Linked DNA regions of Homo sapiens: region 1 is linked to region 2. The links are chromatin contacts, found by Hi-C in ENCODE. All regions are on one chromosome and are shown on one strand. The core of a region is the stretch at or near the end of the contact, and the rest is flanking DNA. Distances in the headings are between cores, read along the strand shown. Region 1 overlaps LOC105376367 (a long non-coding RNA gene). Region 2 has its middle 32 kb from the start of LINC00703.

Region 1 (6,454 bases), core at 78-2,577, 400 kb after region 2:
TCCCCTCCTGTACAGGGCCTATCACCCTGGGGTTTCAGAGAGAGTCAGATATTGGGGTGCTCCCTATCTAGATTTAATAGCTCACCTGCAATACCTGTGATTTCATTCCTTTCATTTATAAAAGTTTATACTCCCTATTGTGTTCTTATATTCTCAAAATATAAGCACAGAAAGCTACTTTCAAAGTCAATGAAAGGAAAAGTGTCCACCTTTTGCCTCTCCCTGGCTGCCTCTCCGATCTTTTCTTGCTACCTGAATTTCTTGATCTTGTTTCAGACCCAATCAGCAGCCCCGCTGGGATTTGTGAAAGCTTCAGGGGACCCTTCCCCTAAGAGCTAAAAAGCGAAGGCGGAAAAGGACCCTGCAGGACCAGACTGAAAGGTAAATGTAGAAGACAGCACGGTCTCCTGAACAGATCCCACCAACACCACTGCCAGGGTTCAGCACCACCCACGCTGAGCCCCGGGTCACTGTTCAGCACCACCCAGGCTGAGCCCCGGGTCACTGAAGATCTGGTTTCAGGAGGGCTGCAGAGTGAACGCCAAATGCTTCACGCTGCGAACACTGGAGGGATAAAAGCATCTTTTTCTCCCTGGCCTGGATTTCAGATTTCTCTGTAAAAGGCAGAACTGTGCACTAGCAGGCAGCTAACCCTTTTTCCTTTTTTAAGAAATAAAAAGGATACAGCAAAAGGGGAAAATCCAAAAATAAAATTCAGTCATCTAATCAGAAAGAATCCCACCAGCCTGGCAGAGTTCATCCGTGTGCAGTGCTTATAACGTTTAAAAAAAAAAATCTTTTATTTTGCGTTTGGTTCATACTTTCTGAAGACCTCCTCCTAAAGCATTACAAAAGGTAGCATTTTGTGTGTCTCAGGTCTTTTAAAAATCACCCCATATTATCTGAGAGTAAAAAAAAAAAAAAAAAAAAAAAAAACAGCTGGAGGCTTTTTCTGCAAAAAGGTGTTTAATTCTATACTCCAGGCAGCAGTGACAGAAGCTACAAAAGTCACCCCCACTCGATGAAGACAAAATTATAAACCAAGTTGTTTTACACTGATTCAAATACAGGTTAAATTTATTGGACTGATCCTTACTTACAAAAGTACTTTTCGGTATTTAAGGTAATTTTTAATGTATTTTTCTTAAAGTGATAGTTTCATGCAATCTTTATGGCAAGTTTTGCTGCATGTTTATTTTCTGAATTGTATTCATGTTTGATAATCGTTTGGAACTGTATTCTGGTGTGCGCGCTTAGTCAACACAGGATGTGGAAGACGGTACCAGTCAATCTCCATGGTAACCACACTGGCCACCCTCCAAGCATTTTACACAGGTTGCCTCATGTGTCCTCTGCCACAAACCAACCAGAGGAGGTAGCACTGTTAGCATCCCCATTTCACAGATGAGGAATCCGAGGCCCAGAGCTTTTCAGTTGCTCCCTCCAGGTCACAGGGCTGACCCGGGGCAGGGTGAGGACACACTCTGGCTTCGGGCTGCCGGGAGCCCTGAGTACCACACATACATTACGGAGACCCTACTTCCTCCTCCAGGGTAAGGAAGATCTTCCCACCCGCTACGGCCAAAGCTTTTGCCTTTCTGTAACCTCTATTCCATAATAAAGCCAAAAGAACTTTCAGAAAGAAAACCTGAACAGCAGGGTGGTGGAGCCACCCACTTTCCACGCGCGTATCCGGCTTTTCTCCTGCAGCGTGCTGTGTTTGAAGTCAGTCATGTGGATGCAGCCATCAGTAGTTTGTGTCTTCAGGCAACGCTGGAAAAGGACTAGAGGCCCTGGGGTGTTGGGAAGACACCACTCTGGTTTGGGTGGTGAGTGATAAAGGTTGCATACGTAAAATTTCACTGATTTGTGCACTTCACTGCAAATTATACCTCTGTAAATAAAACACAGTGGGGCAAACTGTTTTAAAAAAGTCAATGTTATTAGAGCATTTACCTTCTTAAAAATCTCTGATAATCGCCCATCGCTGTTAGCCCCAATTTAGTGCCACCTCCCTCAGCCTCCCTTCCACCCTCTCCACATCCCACCGGACTGGCCCCCTGGTCATCCTCCAACGTGCCAAGCCCCATCCTCTCCTACCGCTGGGCTCTGGGCATGACCTTGCCTGTGTCCAGAACATTGAGCCATTTGCCTGGCCAACACTAACTCTTCATTTAGATCCGAGCTTCCACAGAAAAAATTAGGTCAGGTCACCAAAATACACCCCTTTCTGGCTCCTCTCTATGTTTCTTTCATGATTATAGTTTTACATTTTTTTTTTTGCTGTTGCTATTTTTTGTTTGTTTTCATTTTAATAGATTTTATTCTTTTTATTTATTTTATTTTATTTTATTAAGACAGTGTCTGGCTCTGTCCCCAGGCTGGAGTACAGTGGTCTGATCATAGCTCATTGCAACTTCCACCTCCACCTCTCAAGCGATCATCCTGCCTCACACTCCCAAGTAACTGGGGCTACAGGCTCATGCCACCACACCTGGCTAATTTTTGTATTTTTTGTAGAGACAGGGTTTCACCATATTGCTTAGGCTGGTCTTGAACTCCTGGGCTCAAGTGATCCGCCCGCCTTGGCCTCCCAAAGTGCTGGTATTATAGGCATTAGCCACCATGCCTGGCTGATTTTATGCTTTAGAGAAGTTTTAGGTTTACGCAACCATAAGAGGAAAAGTCAGAGAGTTTTCCCCCGACATTCCCTGCCCCATTTATGTGCAGCCTCCCCCATCAGTACCAGCACATTTGTCTTTCCAGTTCTTCACTTCGTGTGCTTTTCCTTCTTGACTGTAAACTCCATAAGGACAAGAACTGTCTGCTTTTGTTCTAACGTATCTCTATCCTTTTCTCTGATACACCACTGCTTCTTTTCTCTGAATTTTAAATTCAGTTCTTATTCTAGTTTGCTTTGCAGGTCAGTGAATTTGATTCAAACACTTATTATTAGACTTGTAAAAATAAATTTTTATTTTATTTTTGGGAGAGGGGATATAGCTGTAAAATGACTTTTAAAACAAAGGCTTAGTGGTCTGCAAAGGTAGTAGAGTCTAACACGGAGAAACCAGAAACTTTGAGGTTTATAATTGAATTATTTGTAACTAAATGAAAGAAAGTTTACTGGAAGCTGTATCCCTAATTCCTAAAGATTACAGAGCTTTCTTAGAATTGGGTGTTAAAAATCACAGCACAAAAGGAAAAAGAAGATTAAAAAGATTTTTTTTCTGTGACTCATTAAAAGAGAAAGAGAGAGGTGGAGGAAGAGAGAGAGAGAGAGAGAGAAAAAGAAAGAAAGAGAAAGAAAGAGGGAGGGAGCTAGGGAAGGAAGAAAGGAAGGAAGGAGAGAGGGAGGGAGGGAAAGAAAGAAGAAAAGAAAGAAAGAAAAGAAATAAGGAAGGAAGGAAAGAAAGAAAGAAAGAAAGAAAAAGAAAAGAGAAAAAGGAAGGAAGGAAAGAAAAAAAGCAAGGAGGGAGGGAAAGGGAGGGGGGGGATGGATAAAAAGAACAGAAAAAAGAATGAAAGTTTAAAAATGAAAGAAATGAAGGAAGAAAAGATAAAAGAAGAAAGGAAGAGAGGGGGGAAAATCTCCCAGTTTCTATATAAAACAGGAATAAGAAATTTGTATAGACAGCGACTGCTCCCTTTAAACCCCACCCTGGTCCTCAATTGGCTAGAATTTTGATTTCCCACCTAATTTCATCAAACTCCTCTTACTCATGTTGCAAGACACAGTCTCCGATATTTTCTATTTTATCCCTACTATTCAATTATAATATATTCCACAATGTCTTAATCTATTAAATTCTACTGTATTCTATTTTAGAACTCTACTTTGCAACTAAATTATTTTACCGCTATGACATGCCTTTGAAAAAGGAGCGTGCCAGATGCAAAGGTTGGTGTTCATGAGGTAGAGCCTACCGAGAAAGGGCCAAACAGAAATCTGCTCAAACTGGTTTGCAGCCACTGTGGAAGCTGAGAAGCCTGATTGTCACTGGCCAAGTCTCCCTTTTCAGTGACTTGTTCTGTTAGCATTCCTTTACCTCTCTGGAGATATGAACTACGATGGTTGTAGAGGCTTCACATAATTCTCATCCATAAATACAGAAGGAACCTTTCCCGGAGTTTCTCTGAAGTTTGGTATGAATCGGAGAAGCACGGGGTCATATACATCTGCTCAGTGAAGGGAGGCCCTTTTGCAGTCCAGAGCTGCTCAGAAACTTTAACCTAAATTATGCACCAGTTGAAAAGCCCTGTAGTGAGTGAACCACCACAAAAATAAATTGTCAGATGAAAACCACATATCCATCCGTTCCGTCCTGTGACTCAGAGTCAGGTATTCACACAAATTGCCAGTCAAGGCTGTGACAGTAGCACACAAGGGCTTCTGCGAAACTCAATCAGTTAGCAAAAGTGACCGTCCATACAGCAGCATCTAGATGAGTTTATTACGGTGTGCCTTTGATATCTAGAGAAATGGATGGAATGTTTAACTTTAAAATCAGTTGTGATGGCAACTGTTGTTAACAACAGCTTTGACTACTGGCTGGGGGACAAGGCTGATAGCGTCTGTTTAACTGGCAATGTCTGTTAACCAGAGGTGAAGGCTCTCTCATTAACGGATTTTTAAGGCTTAGCAGAATATTTAGAACTCAATAAATGTCTGCTGAGTGAATGAATGCACAATTAAAATGTCTTCAGTGGGCCGGGCGCGGTGGCTCATGCCTGTAATCCCAGCACTTTGAGAGACCGAGGCGGGCGGATCGCCTGAGGTCGGGAGTTCGAGACCAGCCTGATCAACATGGAGAACCCCTGTCTCTACTAAAAATACAAAATTAGCTGGGTGTGGTGGTGCATGCCTGTAATCCCAGCTACTCAGGGGACTGAGGCAGGAGAATCGCTTGAACCGGGGAGGTGGAGGTTGTGGTGAGCCGAGATTGTGCCATTGCACTCCAGCCTGGGCAACAAGAGCAAGACTCCATCTCAAAAAAAAAAAAAAAAAAGTCTTCAAAATTTTTAGCTGGATGACGACAGAGGGGAATCCAAAATTCCTTCCATTCTAAACACCAGAGGCCGCTTTGAGAAAATGTTCCTCCCACACTCACTTCTTTCCAGGCTCTCCATGAGTCCCGCCAGGGCCCATGGGCCTCTTTACCTCCAATAACTTCCCTTCTGTGACTCCAAACGCTGCTACCAGAATGTCAGCTTTGCAGGCCCCAGGCCTGTCCACCACAATCTCTTCTTCCTGGAATCTTGTACTTCAGCTGGAGCAAATCTTTGAACTCACCGATGCCTCAATCCATCAGCCTCATTCTTTCTCCTCACCCACTGTTATCTTCCCTAAGAAGATGAGTGGTTTCCCCTCCCTGCCCTTCCTACTGATGTTCCATAGAAATAGAGCCCCCAGGTTTATCTTGACAAATGACTGGGCAGAATAGATTCTCTATATTGAAGCTAACCATGAAGGAAAGTGTCATTTGATGGTTTCCAGGAATATCCCTTAAAACATGTCTTTTCCACTTCATTTTTGTGTCCCTTCTTATCCTGCTGCTTGGAACGTGGATGTGATGGCTGGTGCTCTGGGCGCCTCTTTGGGCCATGAGGGTAAAAGTTAGGGATGGCAGAGTCTGGGTGTCTCAGGAACACATGTACCTGGGCTGCCCTACTCTGTGTTGGTCACCCACCTCCTGATTTTAATGTGAAAGAAACAACAACAGGCTGGGTGCTGTGGCTCACATCTGTAATCCCAACACTTTTGGAGGCTGGGGAGGTTGGATCACCTGAGGTCAGGAGTTTGAGATCAGCCTTGCCAACATGGCAAAACCCTGTCTCTACTAAAAATACAAAAAAAAAAAAAAAAAAAAAAAAAAAGCTGGGTGTGATGGTGCACACCTATAATCCCAGCTACTCAGGAGGCTGAGGCAGGAGAACTGCTTGAACCCAGGGGGCAGAGGTTGCAGTGAGCCAAGATCGCACCATTGTAGTCCAGCCTGGGTGACAGAGTGAGACTCTGTCTCAAAAAACAAAAAAGAATAATAATAACAAAAACCCTTCAATTGTATTCAAGACCCTTTAGTTTTGGTCTTTGTTACTTGGAGAAGAACCTGATCTGATCCTAGCTGAAATATTATTCATCTCACCTTGCCCAACTCTCTCTGGCTGAACTCCCCTGGCAAATCCCAACCCTGGTCAAAATGTCATCCACACCCACCGAGGGTTAGCATTAGGGTTAGGGTTAGAGGTTAGGGTTAGGGGTTAGGGTTAAAGCTTAGGGGTTGGAGTTGGGGTTAGGGTTAAGCATTAGGGTTAAGGTTAGGGTCATAGTAAGGCTTCAGGGTTATGGTCAGGGTTTAGGGTTAGGGTTAGGTTTAGGGTTAGGGTTAGGGTTAGGGTTAGGATTAGGCTCCCAACCATGCCTGTAACTCAGCAGTGGAATCAGGAAGGGAAG
Region 2 (6,422 bases), core at 396-2,895:
TAGTAATGAAATCTTCCTCAATGGTTGTTGGGAAACTTTCCCCAGATGAATGTACTGAGAGCTGAACTGAGATAGTCAGAAGCCACAACACACATACAGAATCTGACTTCTTTGTAGCCCTTATCAGAGAAGGAATCATTTAAGGTTCTTAAGAATTGTGAATGACGTTGAGTAAACTCCCAATAAATATTAGTTATAATTGCTGACTCACTTAAATAGAATGCCACCTGGTATTCCTTGAATTTTTGCTTCTTGTTCCTTGAATAAATGTGTAATATGAATCATTAACAAAAAAGAGAAAAAAGTTGCTGTTTTAATTTGGGTTCCCTGAAAAACATCTTGAGAAAAGGGTTGGATTGTAACCCAAGAGATGGGCTCTTCCTGACGTTCAGTTCTTGCTTGGAAAGTGGAGGTAATAAACGATTTCATTTTATTTTGTTTTCCATCCTGTATCATGAAAGAGTTGGAATAAGAATGTAATAGGACACAAAGACAGCGCTATTATCTTACAAATTACTTCATTAGACAGAGAAAGTATGCATGTTGGTGAGAATTTAAAAATGCATTTTGCTTGGATAGTGTACAATTCATAACAGGGACTTAAATGTAAAGCGTACAAAACAGGAACAAATATTGTAAAAATCACCTTTACTAAGGCATATGAATTCTATCAGCTGCCTGGCATACTGTGGGCACAATTTACAAGTATTAATACATTTACTTCTCATTCAGTGCTTTCAGGGAGCTACTAGAAATTCTCCCATTTTACAATTAGGGAAATTCAGGCTCAGAAACTTCTGCATCCTGCTCAAGATCATCTCCTGTCGTCTTGAATCAGTATTTGAAGGGGAATAGCCTGAGCTCATACTCCACAAGCGTGGCCACAACTCCATGCCACTTGTTCATTTATCTTTTGGGATGCCTTGTAATGATTGGCTTCATGTCCTCTCTACCTTCTCAGCTAACAGCTCAGTGACAGCAGGGTTCTTTGTACCTTATTCACCCTTACGCTGCCTGTGCCTCACACAGCGCCAGACACCAAGGAGGTGGAGAATAGATACTCGTCGACTGATTTGTCATAACATAGAGCTGCTCATTTCCACCTGTATTTCTGGTGAAAGAAAGAAAAGCTGAGGTCAGTTTTATGGGCCATTAAATGTTTTATGCTCCCGGCAAAGCTGACTCAGTCCCCAGGCAGGTTGTGTTCTGTGCTGCTATGTTTCGTCCACAAGAGCTGGGCTTATACTTCAAATAATACATCCATTCTAATCACAGAAAATGCATTTTCAGTTCTAAATCAGTCACTCGTGTTATATTTGAAATATACTTTCCAGGTTCAAGCACCTTTCCCTGTGATGGACAGCTTTGTATTTAAAAGAATCCAGATTCCCTTTGTTTGCACTGTACTTTCTCCTAAAGAATTTGAGAACTCCTGTTAAACACAATGCTTTTGTTGGAGGTTACAGGTTGTTTTGATTAGAAAATGTAAACAAAGTAGATTCACATTGTCCACAGAATCTGGAAATTACACCTTTACCAGTTATGGTGTTTATGCTGTTTTCTATCCTTTTAGATAAAATTTACCAGAGGAAATGACTCAGCAATGAAAATATTATGTTGTCCAGGTGCCAGTGTTTTACAGGCTGGTGGTAGTGAAGACGTTAGGTTGAGAGTAAATGTCCTTTAAATAAATTGTGTGTAACCTTGCCTATTCAGGAACAAAAATGAAAATCAAGAAGAAGAAGGAGGAACAAGAGGTGAGAGAAAGGGATAGTTGGTAGCGTATGTTGGAGTTTTATTTATAGTAACTAGCTAGTAAACCATTAATATATCAGCATATTGATGGGTTTTTCCCCGTGTTTTCTTTGAAATCTCTGACTAGATTTTGTGATTAAGTGTCACTCTGTAAATGATAAAGTAAATGAGACTTCATAGTGAATACTAATATTGAAAAAACTGAAAACAGGATTATAAAAGGTTTGCTTTTTGTATAGCAGCAAAGCAACTAGGATCTGTTTATAGAAGTAGACATTAAAAGCAGAGTCTCCTACTAGCACCTTCTGAGAGAACCACAACCCTTATTTAACAGTTTATCTATTTTTGTTTCTAACACTGGCTCCTAATTTGTCCATGTATTAAATATTTTCCTGGAAGAGTATGACATAAACCTGCAAACATCCCAGTGGTTGGAGAGATGCTTAACAAACACAGATGGATGCTGGTGATATCATAAGTACCAGACCCGAGAAGCATCCTTTTACATTTTTCAATCAGCCACTTATCTAAAGAGAATTCATATCTTTCCCCGATCCTCCCTACCTCCTCCTAGAAATCTCAGCCCTAGCCAGGGACATGAGTCGAAGGGCTTTTCTTTCTCTCTGGCATTATTATAGGAGGACAGTGTGAGCGCTGCAGCAGGTCTGAAGTGAGAGGAGAAATGAGAGACCTTTGCTCCATGGCTGGGCAGAGGCAACGCAGTCCACGCGGATGTCCCTGCTGGGCTATTGTGTTCTGAGATATGGAACTCGGCAGTGGTCGTGATGCCCCCAATCACAGTGGAATTTAATCATTTCTTATCAAAGCATTGTCTCTTCCAGATATTTTTCTCACTCTAAACAGCCGGCGGGAAAAAAAGAAAAGATAAGAGGAAGAAGGGAGCTGAGAATCTTTTGTGAAAGGTGAGGAGGTGAGAAGGTGAGGAGGCACCAGCCACACTGAGGAAGGAAGGGCTGTTGCCAAGAAAAATGCTTCTCCATCATAACTTGTCCTTTCCTCTGCTTTTCCTCCAGCTCTTTTCCTCCTGAACACCACTTAGTGATTGGCACGAAGCACATTTTACCCCTCCCCAGAGGCAGCCGACCTGCAAGACCTGCAATAGTCACACTGTGTTAAAGAGCATCTACGCGGGAGGTAGTGCTAACCTCAACAGACTTTCAGAGGATCCAAGTCTGTGTGCATTCGGCAGGAACGCAGGTCTGTAAAGTGACAACACAGCCATTTCATAATCACCCATCTGTAAGACATTTATCAAGAGCCTGAAAGCCTGATAACTTATCTCCCCTCTTGAAAGGGGTATCCTAGTCCAGAGGATCCCAAGACTTCTCGGCTTGCCAACCTTTTAATTCAATCCCCAGGATGATTTCTTGATGTTTAGCAAAGCTACTCACCAGGCTCTGTGAGTGGAAAACTCTGGGAAGTGTTCCCTGAAAGTGCTCAGACCCTGGCAGAGAACAGGGTCTTTGTGCTGTGAACTCTGATCCTGTCCTGTGGGCCTGAACCTAACACATCCTATAGTGTCCACCAAGATTTGCATCAACCATGTCCAGGTCCTCTGCAGATCATCCCTGGGAATGCTCAGGCCTTTGGATGTGCTTTCATAGCTGGTCTTTGCTTTCCTCTTGTCTCTGGGTCTCCAGAGGGACTCCACTGTCTTGCTCAGCTCTCTAAGCCCAGAGTCTGCACAGTGCCTGAAAGAGAGCATGTGCTTAGTGAATATTTATTGTGTGGATAAATTGATGACTACATGAATTAGAAACAACCACTCAGCCTTATAGGGTAGCTGTATGTGGTAGGCAGAATAATGTGCCTCCTCCCGAAGACATTGTAGCAGAGGAAAAAATGTATTTTTCTTACGCCAATCTTAAGTTCACTGATTGAGACCCTGCAAACTAGACTGATAAAACATAGATTAACAAGACAAAAACAATCAGGAGTTTACTAACACTCACATCCTACATACACATAAGAAAACCCAGTGATGAGTCACTCTACTGGGTGGTTTGAACTTGGGCTTCTATAGCATCTTAACAAAAGAACAATTAATTATTACAGTGATGGCAAGAGAAAGAAAACGGACATTTAGTTTCCAGAGCAGCAAACTGGGAGATAGTAAACATATGAGGCTACAAGGCAAGGGCTAGTGAGTGAGGTTTGTTAGGTCAACTTCTGTGGACCCTACAGGATGATAAGGGGCTAGAGTTTTTTCGGTGATTAACTCCTGTCCTTCTGGGTAGAGAGAAAGGGAGACACCTTTACAAATGATGCCCTGCCTTAGGCATATGGGAAGGGTTTGAAAGATTTTCTTGTATTAGCATATTCTCAATTGTCTTTAGCCCAAAAGAATCCTTATGCCAAAGTGGCATATTTTGGGGTAGCATGTTCTGTACCTCCAAAGCTTGAATTGATTTTATTTCTTCTCTGACTGTGCAAAGGCACTAAAATGCAAGGATGCAAATCAAATCTCAGGCTGTCTCTAAGACACAGGCCAAGGGACAGCTTTCTGAATAGTGAACTAAGGGGATATGTTAATAAAACAAACTGATACAAAAACGTATGTTCAGAGATAATTTATGTGGTAGTTACATGACAGCCTCAAAACACAAGATTAAGATAGAGAAACCAAACCAGGAACTAATAAGAAAATCAACCATTTTCAGGTTCAACCATTAACTCCAACAAGGATAAAATTGCCAAACAAGTTATTTAGCATTGTGTGAGTGAAATATGTAGATTTCCATATATCTTGTTATCTGGCTGACTGACTTGAAGTCATTTTAATTGAGTCAAGCCTAATCCATGCAGTTTTTTGGAAGTAGAATCCAATAGCCAGGGTAATGTCAGTTGCTATGACAAGCATCCATTCAACTATACAATGGCTCGGAAAAAAAATGAGGTCTGTTTCTCATTCCAAGGTGATGGAGGTCTATTTATCGTTCAAAGAATGTGCAGAAATTGGTGTTCCTAGTCAATGGATGGCTCTTTTTAAGGAAGTGACTCAGAGACCTGGGTCCTTACATCCTATGGTTCCACCAGCTTCAACACTTCCAAGGCTGCCATGCTCCTGTGCATGAAGGTGGTGAAGAAGAAGATAGCATTGGGAATTGTACATGACAGAGTTTTATGCCTGAAAATGGCGAGTGCCACTTCAGTTCTCATTTTATAGGGTAGATATATGTCACATTACCATTTAACTGCAAGAAACCCTAAGAAATATGGTTCTGCCATTTTTCCGGAGTGAATGGAAAATGAGTGAGTAGTTACCTGGTGTCTGGCACTAGAAATCAGGGAAGTATCTGTGATATACCCTAGCTAAAGCCCTGGGAGTTACCACCTCTCACAGTTGATTGCAGTCTTGAGCAATCACATATCATGAATATTTACAACTAAATGAATAATTGAAGTTCACCTGTTTCAAACCTTCCTTTGCAGATAAAAACAAAGTCTAGAAAAGCGAAATTCGTCTTCGAAGACCATGCAACTTAGCTAATGACAAAACTAAAACAATTTTCAAGTCCTAAATTTGTACCTAAATATTCTTTCAACCACAATTTGTAATCCAGTATTTGATTTTTTAATCACAAGCTCTCTCTTTGGGAATTATTAAAGTGAGTAATCATAAATCACTAGAAGTTTGGGAAAAGTGATAAAAACTTAGGGATTATGTCTGTTAAAATATATTACAGGATAATGCCCATCAATCAACAAGGGAAAAAAGAAAAGGTGGTATATATTTATACCATGGAATACTACTCAGCCGTAAAAAGAAACAAAGTAATAGCATTCACAGCAACCTGGGTAGGATTGGAGACCATTATTCTAAGTGAAGTAACTCAGGAATAGGAAACCAAACATCGTATATTCTCACTCTTAAGTGGGCATTAAGCTATGAGGAAACAAAGGCATAAGAATGATATATTGGACTTTGGGGACTGACGGGAAAGGGTGGGAGGGGGGTGAGGAATAAAAGACTACACATTGGGTACACAGTACACTGCTCAGGTGACGGGAGTGCTAAAATCTCAGAAATCACCACTAAAGAACGTATTCATGTAACCAAACACCCCCTGCTCCCTAAAAACCTATTGAAATTTAAAAAAATTAAAAAACAAGAAAATTCCATATACATAACATAAATTCGAACATTTTTAAGTGCACAGTGTTAAGTACATTCACATTCTTGTGCAAGAAAACAGAAGTAATTAGATAATAACAAGTGTTGGTGAAGATGTGGAGCAATTGGTATCCTCATATACTGCTGTTGGGAATGTGAAATGGTGCAGTAACTTCGGAAAACAGTCCAGCAGTTTCTCAAAAAATTAAATAAAGCGGTACCATATGACCCAGCAATTTCACTCCCAGGTATGTAGCCAAGATAAATGAAAACACTTGTCTACACAAAAACTCATGCAAAAATGTTCTTAGCAGCATTGTTAATAATAGCCAAAAGATATGAACAAGCCAAATGTGTATCCACTAATGAATGGATACATAAAATGTGATACGTTGATATAATGAAATATTATTCAACCATATAAAGGAACAAAAAACGAATACATGCTACAACATGGACGACTCTCTAAAATATTATACTAAGTAAAGGAAGTCAAACACAAAAGACCACGTTATATGATTCCATTTATATG

Evidence for each region. Hi-C counts contacts between places; a loop is a spot of excess contacts on that map. Pooled maps may share reads with other maps.
Region 1: a loop to region 2 is called in a pooled map, with 2.1 times the contacts of the local background. The contact joins two enhancer-like sites. A Hi-C loop is called at or near these places in 2 of 168 maps with a recorded cell type or tissue (PC-9 and aorta) and 9 of 50 pooled maps.

Annotation. Positions count from the first base shown.
Region 1 is chr10:3,943,949-3,950,402 of GRCh38, reverse strand. LOC105376367 (a long non-coding RNA gene) reads right to left here. Exons shown (of 3, transcript XR_930585.3): 2 at 4,050-4,259; 3 at 1,046-1,894. Among named protein-coding and RNA genes, the nearest start is that of LINC02660, 35 kb to the right of the region's middle. Within about 2 kb of position 1,327, at least 3 of the 41 ENCODE cell types and tissues checked have a DNase peak (open chromatin) inside an H3K27ac peak, as active enhancers do.
Region 2 is chr10:4,349,279-4,355,700 of GRCh38, reverse strand. No RefSeq gene overlaps it. Among named protein-coding and RNA genes, the nearest start is that of LINC00703, 32 kb to the left of the region's middle. RefSeq lists an enhancer at 1,480-2,679 and a silencer at 3,750-4,044. Within about 2 kb of position 1,645, at least 9 of the 41 ENCODE cell types and tissues checked have a DNase peak (open chromatin) inside an H3K27ac peak, as active enhancers do.